Regions from separate parts of the Mus musculus genome. Here region 2 is linked to region 1. Evidence: chromatin loops called from intact Hi-C (ENCODE). Cell type or tissue: left cerebral cortex. All regions are shown on one strand. Links, peaks and the distances in the headings refer to the core of each region. The heading gives the core; the rest is flanking DNA. Region 1 holds the start of Cir1 (corepressor interacting with RBPJ, 1). Region 2 overlaps Gpr155 (G protein-coupled receptor 155).

Region 1 (8,338 bases), core at 1-8,000:
TATGAAGTTGGTTGCATCCATAGTCCATTTGTACATTCTTAATTTCTGTAAGATGTTGCCCAGGTTTTAATAAACTGACTTAAGAAAACCCTTATCATATCCAACATACATAATATATAGAAAGTATTCAAATATTTGATCAAAGAGATAAGTTTTACTATTTTTTTTAAAAGATTTATTTATTTATTTATTATATGTAAGTACACTGTAGCTGTCTTCAGACACTCCAGAAGAGGGAGTCAGATCTCATTACGGGTGGTTGTGAGCCACCATGTGGTTGCTGGGATTTGAACTTCGGACCTTCGGAAAAGCAGTCGGGTGCTCTTACCCACTGAGCCATCTCACCAGCCCCAAGTTTTACTATTTTTAACAGTTTCCTCTAAATTATCTAAATAAAAGATCAGAAGTCTATTTTTTATTCAAACTATTTTCAACTTTAAATTCTTGAATTTTAATTTCAATGGTCTTCTGTCAATTGGTAGCTAATGAAAGAAAAAACCATTTATGGGGCTGGAGAAATTTCTCAGTGGCTAAGAGCACTTGCTGCTCTTATAGAGGACCAGGGCTCAATCCATGACATCCACATGACAGCTCACAACTGTCTGGAACTGTAGTCTCAAGAGATCCATCACCCCCTCCCGGCCTCCTTGGGCACCAGGCATACACATGTGATATGCAAGCATACATATAGTTAAAACAGTCATGCATATAAAATAAAACTATCCATGAATATCTTAAACAACAGATATTTCTACTACAACATATACTTCACCTACCTTGAGACGTTTTTCCAAATCATTATGAACTGCAGCTGGACAGTAAATTACTTCTTGTACTTCATCAAAGAGTCTGTCTGAATTTTTTCCAAAAATAACCCTATTTCCTACTGTTGCTGGAGGTAATGCCACAAAAGTGTCACAGGAATAGGGTTCCATTTCTTAAAAAAAAAAAAAAAGTGAAAGCACATACAAGTTTCAAAATTAAAAAAAGGAAACACTTTTAAGTACACATGAAACAAAAAGCTTTTCTCTGGGAACAAGGGATATGCCTAAGAAGGGTGCTGAGTAAAGTTTTAAATATCATATTATTTCTGTGCATTCCAGGGCAGCCAAGTGAATACAGTAAGACCTGTCTTAAACAGATAAACCAATAACAGAAACTACAAAAGATAGACTATGATTTAGTAATTAACCATGTACTACTACAATAACATGGCAGTAAAAGGCTCTTTTTTTTTTTTTTTTTTTTTTTTGTAGTCTATGGTCAAGGTTCCTCTTGCATCCTCCCTACTCCTCTCACTATGTCTGCAGCTGCTGTCATGTCATGGGCCTTTGTGTGTGCACGAGGCCCCTTACTGGGATTCTTGAGAACTGGAGGGCCTCTTAGGTTTTCTATCATTATTGACAATTATGTAAAGGTCGGGTGATGGTGGTGTACACCTTTAATCCCAGGAGTTGGGAGGCAGAGGGAGGTGGATCTCTTTGAGTTGGAGGCCAGCCTGGTCTACAGAGTGAGTGCTAGGAACAGCCAGGGCTACACAGAGAGATACCCTGCCCCCCCCCCCCAACATAAACGACAACAAAACCAAAACCAAACAACCAAAAAGGAATTTATGTAAACAAACAAATGTTCCCAATATTGCTACAGAGGAGGTCTCCTTTGGCTTGAGGAAAAACGCACACAGAGACTATAATATTGAAAAGACAGACAATTTGAAGCAGACCCAGTACTTTGGAGATCTCACTTTTGGAGGCAGAGATGGGTGAATCTCTGAGTTTGAGGCAAGCCCTGTGTTCCAGGACAGCCAGGGGTAGTGTCTTAAAAAAAAAAAAAAAAAAAAGCCACCTTTCATGTTTTCAGGAAGTTCACATTTGTAACTTAGAAATCCTGACTACAGAACTGACGTACGGATTCTCTTTTCCAGATTCTGTGATCTGGAAAATCTTAAATTCCAGTTTGTAGAACCATTCAAAATCTCCTATTTTTATTTTGCTTCCAGAACAGACATAGTTTTAGTTTACTTCTATTATTTATCTTTTTAAAGGTTTATTTTTACTATTTGTGTGTGTGTGTGTGTGTGTGTTTACACTAAGAATGGGGATGCCCGAGAAAGCTAGAAGTGGGCCTCAAATCCCCTGGAGCTGGAGTTAGAGGTTGTAAGGCTTCGTGCACGGCCACCTTGTGTGTTAGGAACGGAACTCAAGTCTTCAGGGAAAGCACTGAGCTATCTTAACCATTGTTCTCTCTCTCTAACCCAGTTCCCTTCTTTTATAAGAACCAAATCATGCTGGGGGTGGTGGTGCACACCTTTGATCCCAGCACTTGGGAAGCAGAGGCAGATCTCTGAGTTCCAGACCACCCTGGCCTACAGAGTGAGTTCCAGGACACCCAGAGCTACACAGAGAAACCCTGAAAAAAAACAAACAGGAAGAACCAATTCTTAGCATAGTTTTATATGGGAGCATCCTAAATATTTTAAAACAAAATAAAAAATATAAATACAATAAATGTTTTATTGAAAGGAAAGCAAAGCAGGATATGATAGCCCACCTGCAATCTCAGGACTCGGCAGGATGAGCTAGAGTTTAAAGCTAGCCTATGTCTCAAAATGACTCAAGAAACAAGTTCACCATGGAACAAGTAAAGGGTCTTCTCCATCTCAAAGATGGGAAGACGTACCAGTTTTTCTTTTGTGTCGCCCCTCTAAATTTCTTGATCTCCTGCTTACTGTGCTCCAAAGTTAGCTACTCCAACACATAATTTAGGCAGGCTATTAATTCTCCTTTTTTCCAGGCCCGTCAGTATTAAAATAAATAAGTAAATAATTATTAAAACACCACCTAGAAGGTGAAAACCCAGCTTGGTGGTGCATGCCTGTAATTGAAGATTGAGCGTTACGTGGACCGCGCCACGAATAACACAAGATAAAAAAACAAAAAACTGGCACACAGCCAACACCCAAATGAAAGCTGACATCCGTTGTACCTTGGCATTCTTATCCTCACCAGACTAAGTGACTATCCTCAGTGGACTAAGCCTTGCTTACCCGAAACTGGGATGGCGGCAACAGCTAAGAAACCCGCACCCAGGGAGAAAGTCGTTGGCCCTAACATGTTCTCATCATTCACGATGTTTGCTGAGCAAACTTCTGCATGGCTAGAAATAACGGAAGGGAGCTGGGTGTAGTGGCGCAGGCCTTTAATCCCAGGCCTGGGAAGGCAAAGGCAGACGGATCTGTTAGTTCAAGGGCAACCAATGCTACATGGCGAGGTATACATAATGATAATAATAATAATAATAATATTATTATTATTATTATAATTATTATTAAACCTTAACAGTAATTGGAAAGGAAGAGCCTAGGTTCTTGAGCTTCTAACAGTCTATTCCCGTGCTTTTGGTAACACCAATCTTCCGAGGCTCACAAACGTCCTACAGTTGCCGGGAGACAACTTAATCTACATGGGAACTGCGCGGCAAAAGAAAATTTTTTTGCAACTGGAGTCGGCGTTGCCAGAAAGTGCTGGGCTCGAACCTCGAGACCTCGCTTGTTCGGGCTGACCGCGCTCGGATCGAAGCTGACGCAGCAGAGCCCGCCGCCGCTCGCGACCCCGCAGAGAGCGAGCATCGCGCACAGGGGGTTCCCCAAGCTTACCTCTGCTGCGCACGCGCGGACGCCGCCAAAGCCGCGGCAGCCACCAGAAGCGACTGCCGGAAGAGAGCAAGAGGGGCGGTGCCAAGCGTCAAACCACGGAAGTAGTCATCCTCCCGACCTCGGAAGTTCTCGCCCAAACTTGCCTAGCAGTTCCGGTGAAGCTCCGGGAGTTTGTTTACGTTCCGAGAAGACCTAGCGGTTGGCTTCTCCGACTCAGACGCCAAGATGGGGAAGTCATTCGCCAATTTCATGTGTAAGAAGGACTTCCATCCTGCGTCCAAATCCAACATCAAGAAGGTGAGTAAAGGCATCCGGAGAGGGCAGAGATTGCTAAGCTCCCTGGGAGGGTCGTATCCTCCTCACGGCTGGAGTCGTCGATCTTTCCCCCTTGCAGGAATGATCCCCCAAGTCCCGCCTGTCAGTCAGTGGGGAGACCCACGCATGGTTTGATAACACTGTCCGTTCAGGATCCGTCTCCTACAGCCCCAAGCCGGTGAACTCTGCTCTGGGTCGAGACTCCTGCTTAACGGAGATCTTCTGGCAGAAATCCTCCCTCTGCTCACTCTCCATCCCGTAGTGTGTTTCTGATGGCTGCGTTCAAGTTGAGCGTTTTAAACAATCACAGGGCAACCAGTTGCTGGACACAGAAGGGCCGTGGCGAGAATTACAGCGCCAAAGAATGGCGACGGGAGAGTGCTTGGGCTTTGGATTCTTAGTTCAGTACAGTTACATGTAGCCCTGAGGCCTCGCACAAAATAGTCAATGATGTGAGCATTAGCCTCGTACACTGTTGATCAAGAATTATCAGTGTCAGTTGCCCTAGTTTGTAAAAATTTTAGGGAGATTAGATGAGATAGTATGGCCAATGACTAGAAACTCGAAATGAAGGCTTAGCACTGTGTGTTAAGAAAAGTACTCAAGTACTCAAAAGTACACAAACTTATGAGAATATATTTCGCTTTTGTTTCCAAACCAGTTGTGGGTCCTGTATATTACCATACATCTAAAGAATGTATATATTAGCATGCATGTACATTAGGATATCTGTGGAAGAAAGTGCAAGAAATGCTAACACTGGTTATCTGCAAATATAGTTACTTAGGTTTTTAAGTCCCTTGGGAGTGGGGAGGGCTTGCCAGATCTCAGCCTTACTCCTTGACCCCAAAAGTCTTGTTCTGTTTATTTTGTAGTACTCCTAATCCCCACGAGTGTATTTCTTTATGTGTTTCATAGCCTCTATTTGAGGTGGGATCTCCTGCAGTCTAAGCTGGCTTCAAACTTGCTGTCTAGGGAGGATAGCCCTGAACTCCTTGTCCTTCTGCCTCCAACCCCCTGCCCCCACCCCCAACCCCCACCCCCGCATGCTGGGATTACAGGTGGAAGCCACTGCAATCAACTACCACTTCTCCTAGGTCATAAAGTAGTTTATAATATGCAGGAGAAGCATTGTGAGCACTTTGACAATGGAGCTGCATCTTATTTTTAATTCAGTTACTGGAATTGAGTCTTGAGCAGTCGAGACTAATGAAAATAACTGTACAGTCTAAAGCTTGAGATACACGGTAATTTTTCTGTTTTGGTTGGGGTCTTACTGTGTAGTTCTGACTGGTCTGGAATACTTAGTAGTCCTACCTCAGCCTCTTGAGTTCTAGGATTATGGACATGGGCCAACACACTCAGCTAAACACAGTGAAAACAGCTAAAGGGCAGGTGCCATCCTGGAAGAAGCCAGGGAACTCTATCCACAATGCTCAGGTCCAAGACACCCGTCTTCTCTTCTAAGTGCTGTGAGCATCTTTTCATTTCAGTGTATTAGATGTGTTTCATTATAGAAGACAAGTGGGCTGGAGGGCTGTCAAAATTGCTAGTGGCTAAAACACTTGTTGCACAAGTGTAAGGATCAGAGTTTGGATCCACCATCCCTTGGTAATCCTAGCCTTCATGAAAAGAAGACAGGAGTTCCTCTGTGCAAGCTGGTAGCTGGACTAGTAGAATTGTTGACCTCTGGGTCCAGTGAGAGACCCTGCCTCAGTAAATGAAGGGGAGAGTGACTGAAGATCCCGGATCCCACACTCACATACTCGAAAACACACACACACACACACACTTGTTAACTTAATTTGAATCTAATTGTTAAATTATATTTTGTTTCACTAATATAGGTATGGATGGCAGAACAGAAAATATCGTATGATAAAAAGAAACAAGAAGAATTAATGCAACAGTACCTTAAAGAGCAGGAGTCGTATGATAACAGGTAAGTTGGTGTTGCCTGTCATCCTGTAAGCACCTCATTATTTTTTAGAATAATCAGTTATGGAGTCAGCTTCACCCCTACAATTAGACACTCTCACCACTCCAACTTGACCTAGTCTTCACATAAAAAACATCTGCATTCCTCTCCTCCAGCCTGGGAGCGAATCCTACGTGAGGCAGGGCTCTCAGAGATGGTGAACACTGCGTGTTGTCTGATGAGGAAGGTCTCTCTTTAGTTATTGAAATAAAAGGATGTTCAGGACACTTAGAAGAGAAGCTGGGTGTCTTTGACCTGTGCCTTGTGGCCAGAGTCAACCGGCTTCATCCAGGCTAGTTCCTACCTTTTGGCTACTTTCATTGTGTTAATATTGAATTAGTTGAGTAGTGGTATTTTGGTTCTCTTCTCTAGACTGTACTCTGAAGCAACATTTGAAACATGAGACATCATTTTCTGGATCATTGGGTCATACTATTAGCATTGACATAGAGGTAGCTGCTCAGTGCTGGTTTCAGTTGCTTATCTTATGTGCTTAGGAGCAGAATTGTCGGATCTCTAGGTAATTCTTGGTTTAGCTTTTTAAGGAGCCACCAAACTTTTTCACAGTAACTGCTCTATAAATACATTTCTGACTATTAATGCAGAACATTTCATTTTCCTACTTGATTGGTGTTTGTAATTTTGTGGTTTTCTCTCTCTTTTTTTTAATCCTTATTTATTATCATTGTTATTTTCATGAGACAGTGTCTCACATAGCCTAATCTAGGTTTGAACTCCCTATGTAGCTAAGGATTACCTAAAACTCTAGATTCTCCTGCCTTGAACTCCTAAGTGCTGGCATGTGCTACTACACCTGGAGTATGTGACACTAGGAAGCCGACACAGGCTCCCGTGTGTCAGACCAGCATTCTCCTAACCGAGTTATATCTCAGCCCATATATTAGCAACCATGCTGATCAGTATGGAGTGGTAGCTTGCAGTTTTCATTTGTATTTCTCAATGTCTACTGAAACTAACCTTTTCATGTACTTGATTTAAAAAGGTTGAATGGTGTTAAGACAAAATTCATAGATATTTAAAATACACCTGAATTTTTAACTTTGTTTAGTGTTTGTAATCCATCACCATATCAACTTTCAAAACATTTTGTCATCTGAAAAAGAAATTTGATGCACATTAGTAGCTGTTTTAGGTAGGGTTTCATTGCTGTGAAGAGACGTTGTGAGCAAGGCAACTCTTACATAGGACAGACTTGATTGGGGCTGGCTTAGAGGTTCAGAGGTTGAGTCCATTATTGTCATGGTGGGGAACATGACAACGTGCAGGCAGACATGGTGCTGGAGAAGGAGCTGAGACTTCTACATCTTGATCAGAAAGAGACTTGTATACCCCACTGGGTGTAGCTTACGCATCTAAGACCTCAAAGCCCACCTCCACAGTGACACACTTCCTCCATCAAGGCTACACCTACTCTAACAAGACCATACCTCTTAAGACTGTCACTCCCTGTGGCCAAGCATTCAAACGCATGACTATGGTGCCATTCCTATTCAAACCTCCACAGGAGTCATTTCCCCATTTCTTAATTTACCTCATTTCTGCCTGTTACAAGTAATCACCTTTTACTTTCTACCTATAACAGTGTAGTTTTTAAAATTATGCACACATGAGGCAAATGATTACAGAGTCTTTTGTGACTGGTTTATTATTTTAATTTTTTTTTCAAGACAGGGTTTCTCTGTATCGCCCTGGCTGTTATTTTAATTTTTAAAATATATTTATTTATATGTGTGTGTGTGTATGTGTGTGTGTGTGTGTGTGTAGTGGCATATGAGGACTTTGGTCCGCATGTGGAAGTCAGAGGACAGCTTGGTGGGAAGCAACTCCCTGTCTTCACATATGTGGGTCCCAGGGATTGAACTCTGGCCAGCAGTCCTGGGTGGTGGCAACTTTACCCTCTGAGCCGTGTTAGGGCTCCTGATTTCTTTCCCTTAACATGTTTTTGAAGATCATCCACCACTTACACTAGTGCACATTCCTCTTGATTAAAAATAATATTCTATGGGCTGGGGAGACAGCTCAGTGGTTAGAGTACTGACTGCTCTTCCGGAGGTCCTGAGTTCAATTCCCAGCAACCACATGGTGGCTCACAACCATCTGTAATGAGATTTGATGCCCTCTTCTGGTATGTCTGAAGACAGCTACAGTGTACTTATGTATAATAGATAAATCTAAAATAATAATAAAAATAGTAATAATCCTCAATAAAGATGTGTATGTATGTTCTTCTGTGTTTTTTTTTTAACAGACTTTTTTGGTATAGAATTCATGGAGAAAAGAGAATTACACACAATAATGTAGAATATCCTTTGACTTGTCTTTCCAAATACAAAGACATTCCATACTTTAGCTTTTTTTTAATACTTACC
Region 2 (8,338 bases), core at 188-8,187, 56 kb before region 1:
GACCAGGACATTTATATTTCCAAAATAATAAAGAATGAGTAGTTCCAAAAAATAGTTTTGGTGGTAATATGTTCTTCATAATATTTGAGTTAGTATTTCCACTATAATGTTATTTCAATAGTGATAATGTTGCACTTTCAATGTTAATTAAAAATTTTTAAGGTCTTTTATTCTTTTTAGATATTTGATTCTTTTTATTTAAATTAAAGGGGTGGAGGGCTGGAGAGATGGCTCAGCATTGACTCTTCTTTAGACAACCAGGGTTTGAGTTCCAGGACCCAGATGGCAGCTAATTCCAGTTTCAGGGTGGATCCACCTCTGTCTTCTGGCCTGTGTGGGCACTGCATGCACACGATACACAGAAATACAAGCAGGGCAATACAGCCAAACACATAAAAGACATACATACAATATATAAATGTATGAAAAGGAATTACGGTGCCTCAGCTTCATGAACTACCTATTACAACAGACATCTAAGGGTAATTAGGGACTAGGGGGGTGGTTCAGTCTGTAAAGTGCTTATTGCACAAGCGTGAGGACTTGAGTTTGGTTCCGTGGGAGGCTTGTAAAAAGCCAGGCATCGTGGCATGTGCCTGTAATTCCAGCCCTGGGAGGATGGAGATTCCCTAGGGCTTCCTGGCCAGCCAGCCTAGCTGAAGTGGTGAATTACAGGTCCAGTGAGGGATCTTGTCTCAAAAAATAAAGTGGAGAGCAGCTGAGGAAGACATCTCATGTCAGCCTTTGACCTCCACAGGCACACCTGTGCACATGGTACACACATTCACAGTCCCAATGTATCTCTCTAGGCACTGCTGTGACAATGTATCGGTGAGCCTGTGAGCTTAGTGACAGTGCTGTTCTTTCTACAGAACAGTGGAGACTCTAATAATAGACTGACTGCTCACCAGGTCTGGCTTCCCTTTGTTTTCTGCTCCCCGCAGTTGTTTCAGTTCCCTTTGCTTCATCTTTATTTACACATTGGGAGATCTAATGATTAAGATGCCTAGTTTCGTCTGCTTTTTACAGTCTCATTGTGCTGCATTGTTATCATTAATCGAACCATTTAAACCCTTAATCACAAATTTCAGCTGTTTTTTTTTTTCCAAAAAGTTTTGAAAGATTCTTGAACGAAGTTCCTAAGATTTTTTCAACTTTTTTTTTCCCATCTAACTTATCAGTTAACCAATAGAGGAAGCAAGAAAGCAGCTATGATTGTAATGCTTCCCTTTCTTTTTCTCTTTTTGCAAGAAATTTTTGTAAAAATCTCTTTTCCTCTTTATGTTCCCTAATGTTTGAAAATATTCCAGGGTGTGGTTCTTGAAGTGGCTCCTAGTTGAGTTCTTGGCTTCCAACAAAATGTCCGGCAGCAATAAAATATACGCAGGGCCATGCATATGCCTTCTGGGCAGGAGAACAATAGTAGCATAATTCCAGACTCACCCGTGCTGTTGCAAGCAGGGACAGACAGGCATTGGTGTTAAAGTACATTCTGTATCTTTTCTGTCTCCAGCCTGGTGCTGCCCCTCCTGTGCAGAGAAATGGTGGAACTCCTGGACAAGGGGGACAGCGTAGTGAACCATACAAGCCTGTCCAACTATGCGTTTCTATATGGTGTCTTCCCTGTGGCTCCAGGAGTGGCTATCTTTGCAACACAGTTCAACATGGAAGTGGAGATTGTATGTATGCACTGGTGTTCTCTACGCTGGGTGGTTTCTGTGCTGAGGAGAAGACTGAAGTTGTAAACCCCAGAAAGCAACGTTCTTTTAGTGAGAATTTGGGATTCCTAAGCTGCCTCACTGTAACTAAGGAGGCGCTCTGTAACATTCTAAGGCCACAGTTATTTCATATGGGAACCTTAGTTACATGTTTTCTTCTGTTTTTTTAAACCTGTGCTTTTTTTTTATTAGCCATTATTTTATTTTCTTTCAAGTACTTATACTTAAGCTTTAAAGTTATATACAGAGGTGCAACTTTTGAAATTTTAAGGGAAAAAAAAATCTACTTCGTTCCACAATAAAGTGAGAAAATTGGTGCATAACTGGTACCTATGTATATTGTGCATGGCATGCACTGTGTTAAGGGGTTCTAAAAATGACATGAAGGACAATTTCATTAACCGATCTATATCATGTTTGGTAATTATTTTCTGTTAATTGACACCCCCCCCCATAGTTTGTGACGTAGTATGGAAGAAAACTGCTCATAGATTTAGTTAGATCATTGGAGGAGTTCTTTTCCTAGAACCTAAGTCATCAACAACAGAATTTATAATAATATTTTTATATGTAAACATCATTTGAACCTAGATTAGGAAGAGGGGCCAACAGAGCATTCTCTTATAACAGAGAAGTACGGCAGCGGATAATGTGCCGGATTCCATGGTGTCTTCACTGGCTTTCATTTTCAGTTTAAAATGCATTAATGCATTATGGGTATTTAAGTGTTTAAGCAATTGTTTAAGTAAGATTATGACTCCTTAATTTGATCTCATTTTTGCAGATAACCTCAGGCATGGTAATAAGTACATTTGTGTCTGCTCCAATCATGTATGTTTCTGCCTGGTTATTAACCTTTCCTACCATGGATGCCAAGCCACTGGCGTATGCCATTCAGAATGTTAGCTTTGATATAAGTATTATCAGCCTGGTCTCCTTGGTAAGTATGTTGTACTGTCAAATTGAATGGAAACCACAAAATAAGTTTGAAAGTAACTACTAATAGCAGTTTAAAAAAACAAACAAACAAACTATTTATTTAACAAAACAGAGAAGTAAAACCTATCTGAAAAAAAAAATGTAATCTCAACTTTGTAATTGACTGAGTATGTCTTTCCAGTCAGGAGTTTTGAGCTGTATAGTCGGCATGGTGTGAGACTCAGACAAACTTGGATTTGATTCCTTGTCCTATTGCGGTTTATCTATATCTCTCTTTGGAGTTACTTAATCTCTCTTAAGCTTAGTTTTCTTAGCTACCAAGATAATCATTCCACCCATTTCTATGGCTTGTTTTAAGGTTTGAGACAATGAGATAAGCATTCTATGAATAATGATCACCGTACAAATAACAAGCTATTCTAGCATCATAGGATCAACAAAGGTCTTTGGGATCAAGATCAACTATTTAAGTGAAACTTCAGATACCTTTTCAAACTTGATCCTGCTACCTCAAATGTATATGCTTTTAACAACTAGAGTATCCACATTGGTCAGATTGCCTGCTGAATTCCGTCAGAATTCTAGATTCGAAAAAGGCAGTGTTTTAAGGAATGGATACATATAACAATAAATAAATGCATGATTAATGAGTTTTTAGAAAAATTCATATCTACCACATATTCTGAAAAACCTATGTTCCTTGATAAGAAGGTAGTTTGGGGAGAGAGAAGGTGTCAACTTCTATTGGCAATTAAGAAAAGGAACAAAATTAGCTAGCACACTTTCCTGGGCACTCTAAAGGCAGAGTAGAAATGCAATTCTTGTTCTGGGGTGTCGCTTAGTGTAGATCATGTGCTTATAATGCATGAGTCCCTAGGTTCTGGGTACTAGCCAGAAAAAAAAAAAAAGAGAAGGGGGAGGGGGAGGAACCCAATCCTTTTAAACACTAGGAATACAAGATTGATCTTGGTGTGGGAGGTATGTGTTGTTTGAAATAAGACCACCTGGAATTTAGAGTACTCAGGAACTAGTATCATAGAATTCAGAAAGGAAAAAAAAAAAGAATTAAAACATTCTTTCCTAAATAATTGGTTGTGACATAGTGCCCTATCCCAGCCACACTGTAGGTAGACATACTTAGAATATGGCCCTAGACAAGCCATTAGTTCTTAAAGAACTAATTTGTTAACCATGGGATCTCCCCCCATGCCTTTTATATCACCGTGGATGCAGTAATTTATATTAACAATCTTCAGTTTCAACGAAACCTTAAAATCTCTCCTGGGACAAGGATGAAGAGGATTCTCTAAAAGTCTTAACCACGGGCCCAGGCATCGTGGCACTCACTTGTTACCTTAAGCACTGGGAGGCTGAGACAGGAGGGTCTGGAGTTCAGTGCAAATCTGAGTCATATAGCAAGGTTGTCTCAAGAGAGCCAAGGGCTAGGATGTAGCCCGAGGCTGAGTGCTTGTCTGTCGTATATAAGGCCCTGAGTCCAATCCCGTGTCACAATAACAAGATTTTTGATGTTCTGTTTAATAAGTAACTATAAAGATTGAGAAAGATAACTTGAATCTTTTATCTTCAAGATCTGGTCCCTGTCTATTCTTCTCTTGAGTAAGAAATATAAGCAGCTCCCACATATGCTCACAGCGAACTTACTCATCGCTCAGGTTAGTATGCCCAGGAAAGCTACAGCAACGCCTTCCCCTGAGGTTATTGCACTGCGTGAGAAACAATTGCTTCCTTGGATTTTTTTTTTTCAGTTACAAAGTCAAAATTATTAGCAGATGTGATCAGATATAATTTAATTAGAATTCATTAGTGCTTATATGTTAAATATTATAACATGTCTTAAAATTTGACATTAATAATGGCAATCAATGTCAACTTTGCATTTTAAAAATACAAACAAGTGAATCATTAAAAAATGAACTCTTACCTGAGTGTGGTGACTCCCACTTATAATTCTGAACACTTAGGAGGCAGAAGCAGAAGTGTGGCCAAGTGACATCAGTCTGAGTAAGACTGTCTCGGCGACTGAAACAATAACACAAAGAGAACTCAGAACTTACTCCCCAGCATGTGGCCATAATGGAAAGAAGTTTAACATTGCCTATTAAATCTAAGGCTAAAACTTATAGTCTTTATTTTCATTTAATATGTACATCATTAAAGGCTCTATGGAAAACGGGTTTTTAGTCATAAAGCTTGAAATTTTAGTGAAACCAATAAATAGTTGATAATCAGCAATAGTTTTAAAAGAATGATTATTTTCTGTGAATAAAACTTTAATGGGTTTGATTAGATCAATAGTTTGTTATGGTATTAAGTCATATGATTTACTTTTAGCTATTATAAAAATCTTTCAATAATTTTTTTCTTTAGACTATTGTTTGTGCTGGAATGATGATATGGAATTTTGTTAAAGAAAAAAATTTTGTTGGACAAATTTTGGTGTTTGTTTTATTGTACAGCTCCCTGTACAGCACCTATCTGTGGACAGGTAAGTTGGCTCATAAAAAGACTGCTAAAGTCTGTCCCATCCCCTCTCTAAAAGACCTCAGCATCTACTGATCAATTTGGAGTCTTGATAGCACAGACACACACAAACACACAGACACACACACACACACACACACACACATATTATATCTGCAAAGCTGAATTACCTGCTGAGTACACTATTTCTGTCCAGCTCATTAGCTTTAGGCCCATGTCAGCCTAGTTTCCCCTTGAAGACACCAGGTGCAAAAGGGCAGAGAAGAGATGTGTCTCAGAGCTCACTGCTGGGGTCCTATGGAATGGCAAACTGTGGTTTTGCCTCTTACAAATTAACTACCTTTGGGTCACCTGTTTCATTTCTCCTAAAGCTGGCTTGCAGCACGTTACAGAGATACTCTGAGGATGATATGAAGTATGGATATTTATGATTGGTATATAGCAGACACTCAGTGAATGGAAATCTATTAGTTGTTCAAGAGAGGGAACGAGGCCATATAAGAACGAGAAAAGTAAGTTAGAAAAAGGATGTGGAGAGCTGGAGAAATGGCTCAGTGGTTAAGAGCACTGACTGCTCCTGAGGACCTAGGTTTGATTCCCAGCACCCATGTGGAGGCTCACACCATCTGTTACCCTAGTTCCCGGGGATCCAAAGGCCTTTACTGGTCTCCATGGGCACCAGTCATGCAGGCAGTGCACAGATATGCATGCAAGCAAACTCCTATAAAGTCAAATAAAATTTTAATGTAAAAATAGAGGACCCAATGAGAAAGGATATTCTTTTCAATTGGCTCCAAAATTATTATTTTGGAATTAGATTTTCACTTAGAAGCAGACAATATGGTATGTTTGTGAAATGCACTGTCTAAATGTTGTGTTCCTACCACAAACTTGAAATTGTAAAATGCTACCAGAAGGGACATTGTACAGTGGTTAATAAGCAAGGGCCAGGAAGTGACTGTCAGGGGGAAGACCTTTGATTTCATGCCCTAAGGATCAAAAGCGTGTCCTGTCTGAGCCTTTTGAAGTGAAGCAGTGCTCTGGGGAGGGATCGCCACATGACTGGTTCACAGCCAACAGAAGATGGCTTGTGCTTCTTTGAGCAAGTATACCTCTCATAGCATGAGGCTTATCATGAGATGTCAAGCTAAAAGATCCTAGAGACTGTAAATCCCAAGTATAGGCGGCCCGAACTGATGTCTACTTACATTTACTCAGATGGAATATGTAATGAGAGTAATAGAAGAACGAATAGATCCATCTGTCACAAAGCCCCAGCTACCTCCCAGACCTTCAAACATACATGCTGAGATCAATCTAAAGAACTTAGGAGTTTACTGGTGCAGTGAAGGTGACCTGTGATCATCAGATTATTATAAATACAGCACAATTTTATAGCTCACTTGTTCAAGGCCAGGCTCACAACCAAAAAAGACAAAATTATAGAGCCATTCAGTGTATTTGAAAATCTAATGTCCAGTCATTTTCAGATTGGTTTATAAATTATCTTTACCATTTCTGCCCTCCTGCATAGCTGCCTGCTTTGTTCTCCCTTTAAACCTATTGCTTTTTTTTAACACTTCAGCTAAGTCCTAAGTCAGTGAAGGCCCAAACTTTATGCACTAGTTAAACACTTTCAAATATACATTAAATGTATTAATGGTCATCTTCTCCACCTTCGTGCTGGTGCCGTTTGAATATTTCATGTTGTAAATTACGAAAGCCCAAAGAGCTGAATGGACTCAAGCCGATCTTCTCAGCAACCCCAGCAAGGGGTGCCAGGCTGTCGTCGGACAGCTGCAGTTCTTCACAGAGTAGGAGACCCAAACCCTGCACAAGGACCTAGGCATCTGTTTATGTTAATTCTCGTTTAAAACGTTAGTGATCGGTGCCCACTTATGTTAATTCTAACTGAAAGTGTTAAAGTACAAGGAAGGATCTTAATTTCCTACGGGAGCTCACAGATTAAAATGTACATCAGAATTCCCCAGGCTGGTTTTTTCTTTGTTTGCTTTCTTTTTTGTTTGTTTGTTTGTTTAAGGTTAGTGCCAGTTACTTCCACAGACAGGGTTTTGGGCTGGTTATCTCACTACCTCTCTCCAGACTGCTAGAGAGCCCTCATTGGACTGTAAGCCATAACATCAGTTGTCCTTCACTTGGCTCAAACTTAATCTGTAAGTCGAAATCTAAGTTCTGAAGAACAGGACTACTTAATTATATGGTGGACACAGAGGTGACTATCATTGAAGACGTCAAAAAGACTGAAATTTTCTTATAGACATATTATTACCAGATCCTGAAAAGTACGTCATATGAACCCAGGAGAGTTTCAGAACTTTACCTCATGTTTCTCAAAAGGTGGCCTCTCTACACCACTCTGCCCCATGCTGTGCAACTCAGTCAAGCCCTTGTCGTCCCCCCCCCTTACCTACGAAATTAAAGTGTTAATTTGAAATAGATGTTGCTTCTTCCTGAAGTCCTCAGATTCTGTAGCCTTATGGAACTTACTAAGTGCCACACGTATAAGTGAGAACTTGAAACAAGCTGGGTGTGGTGGAGCATGACTATCACTTCAGCGCCTAGAAGGCTGAGGCAGGAGGATCAAGAACAAAACAAATAAACAAACTTGAAATATTTATGTCTGTATTAGGTTTGTGCCACAGTTGTATTAAGTGTGTATCATATTTTTATGAAGCATCAGCCCTACATTTGAGGCATTTTCCAAAACCCAACCTGGGGTAAGAAATATTTACACTTCTTAGCACCAACAAAATGGAATCACTCTGAGAAATGTCTGTATACACTGAACTTGGAATGCTACTTGGATTCTAATCACCTAAGTGGAAAGAAACAAGCGACAACCATGAGTCGCTACGGCTTTTAAAAAGAAATCCTTCAGTGAAACAAAGATTCGAGTAAAGAAATGATTCTAGGAAAGAAAACACCAAAGATTTTTAATAGGAAAAAATGCTTCAAACAACATTTATTTGTAAGGAGGAAAATGTAAAAGCATGGTGGTGCACACTTGCAACTCCAGGACTTGGGAAGTAGAGTAAGAGCATCAGGTCAGCCAGGCTTCTCAAAAACCAGCCCAATAAAGTCACCAAAGCAAATGAGAGCCGGACCACCAGGGTATCGAAACATGCAGGGTCTCTCACAGAGTAAAGTGCTGCAGCTTC

What was found. A loop is a pair of places that touch in the nucleus more often than their neighbours do. Peaks named below come from ENCODE experiments on the same cell type or tissue, not always from the same donor. Only the 100,000 strongest peaks of a DNase experiment are listed, where the experiment ranks them.
Region 2: it touches region 1 in a loop (2.0-fold over the local background); 4 of 42 quality-filtered maps call a loop at or near these places.

The regions. Positions count from the first base shown.
Region 1 is chr2:73,308,031-73,316,368 of GRCm38, reverse strand. It overlaps Cir1 (corepressor interacting with RBPJ, 1), which reads left to right and starts at 3,777. Exons shown (of 10, transcript NM_025854.3): 1 at 3,777-3,952; 2 at 5,818-5,912. The coding sequence starts at 3,881. Scrn3 (secernin 3) reads right to left here and starts at 3,717. Exons shown (of 8, transcript NM_029022.1): 1 at 3,656-3,717; 2 at 777-937. The coding sequence starts at 935. In left cerebral cortex, for the core only: no CTCF peak of the experiment used is centred there; DNase peaks (open chromatin) are centred at 3,053, 3,723, 4,251 and 4,314; H3K4me3 peaks cover 2,213 bases; H3K27ac peaks cover 1,341 bases.
Region 2 is chr2:73,364,306-73,372,643 of GRCm38, reverse strand. It overlaps Gpr155 (G protein-coupled receptor 155), which reads left to right. Exons shown (of 17, transcript NM_001190297.2): 5 at 1,514-1,679; 6 at 2,503-2,658; 7 at 4,247-4,330; 8 at 5,046-5,163. It overlaps Gm13709 (a long non-coding RNA gene), which reads right to left. Exons shown (of 4, transcript XR_866433.3): 2 at 4,600-4,697. Among named protein-coding and RNA genes, the nearest start is that of Gm13709, 11 kb to the right of the region's middle. In left cerebral cortex, for the core only: no CTCF peak of the experiment used is centred there; a DNase peak (open chromatin) is centred at 879; H3K27ac peaks cover 876 bases.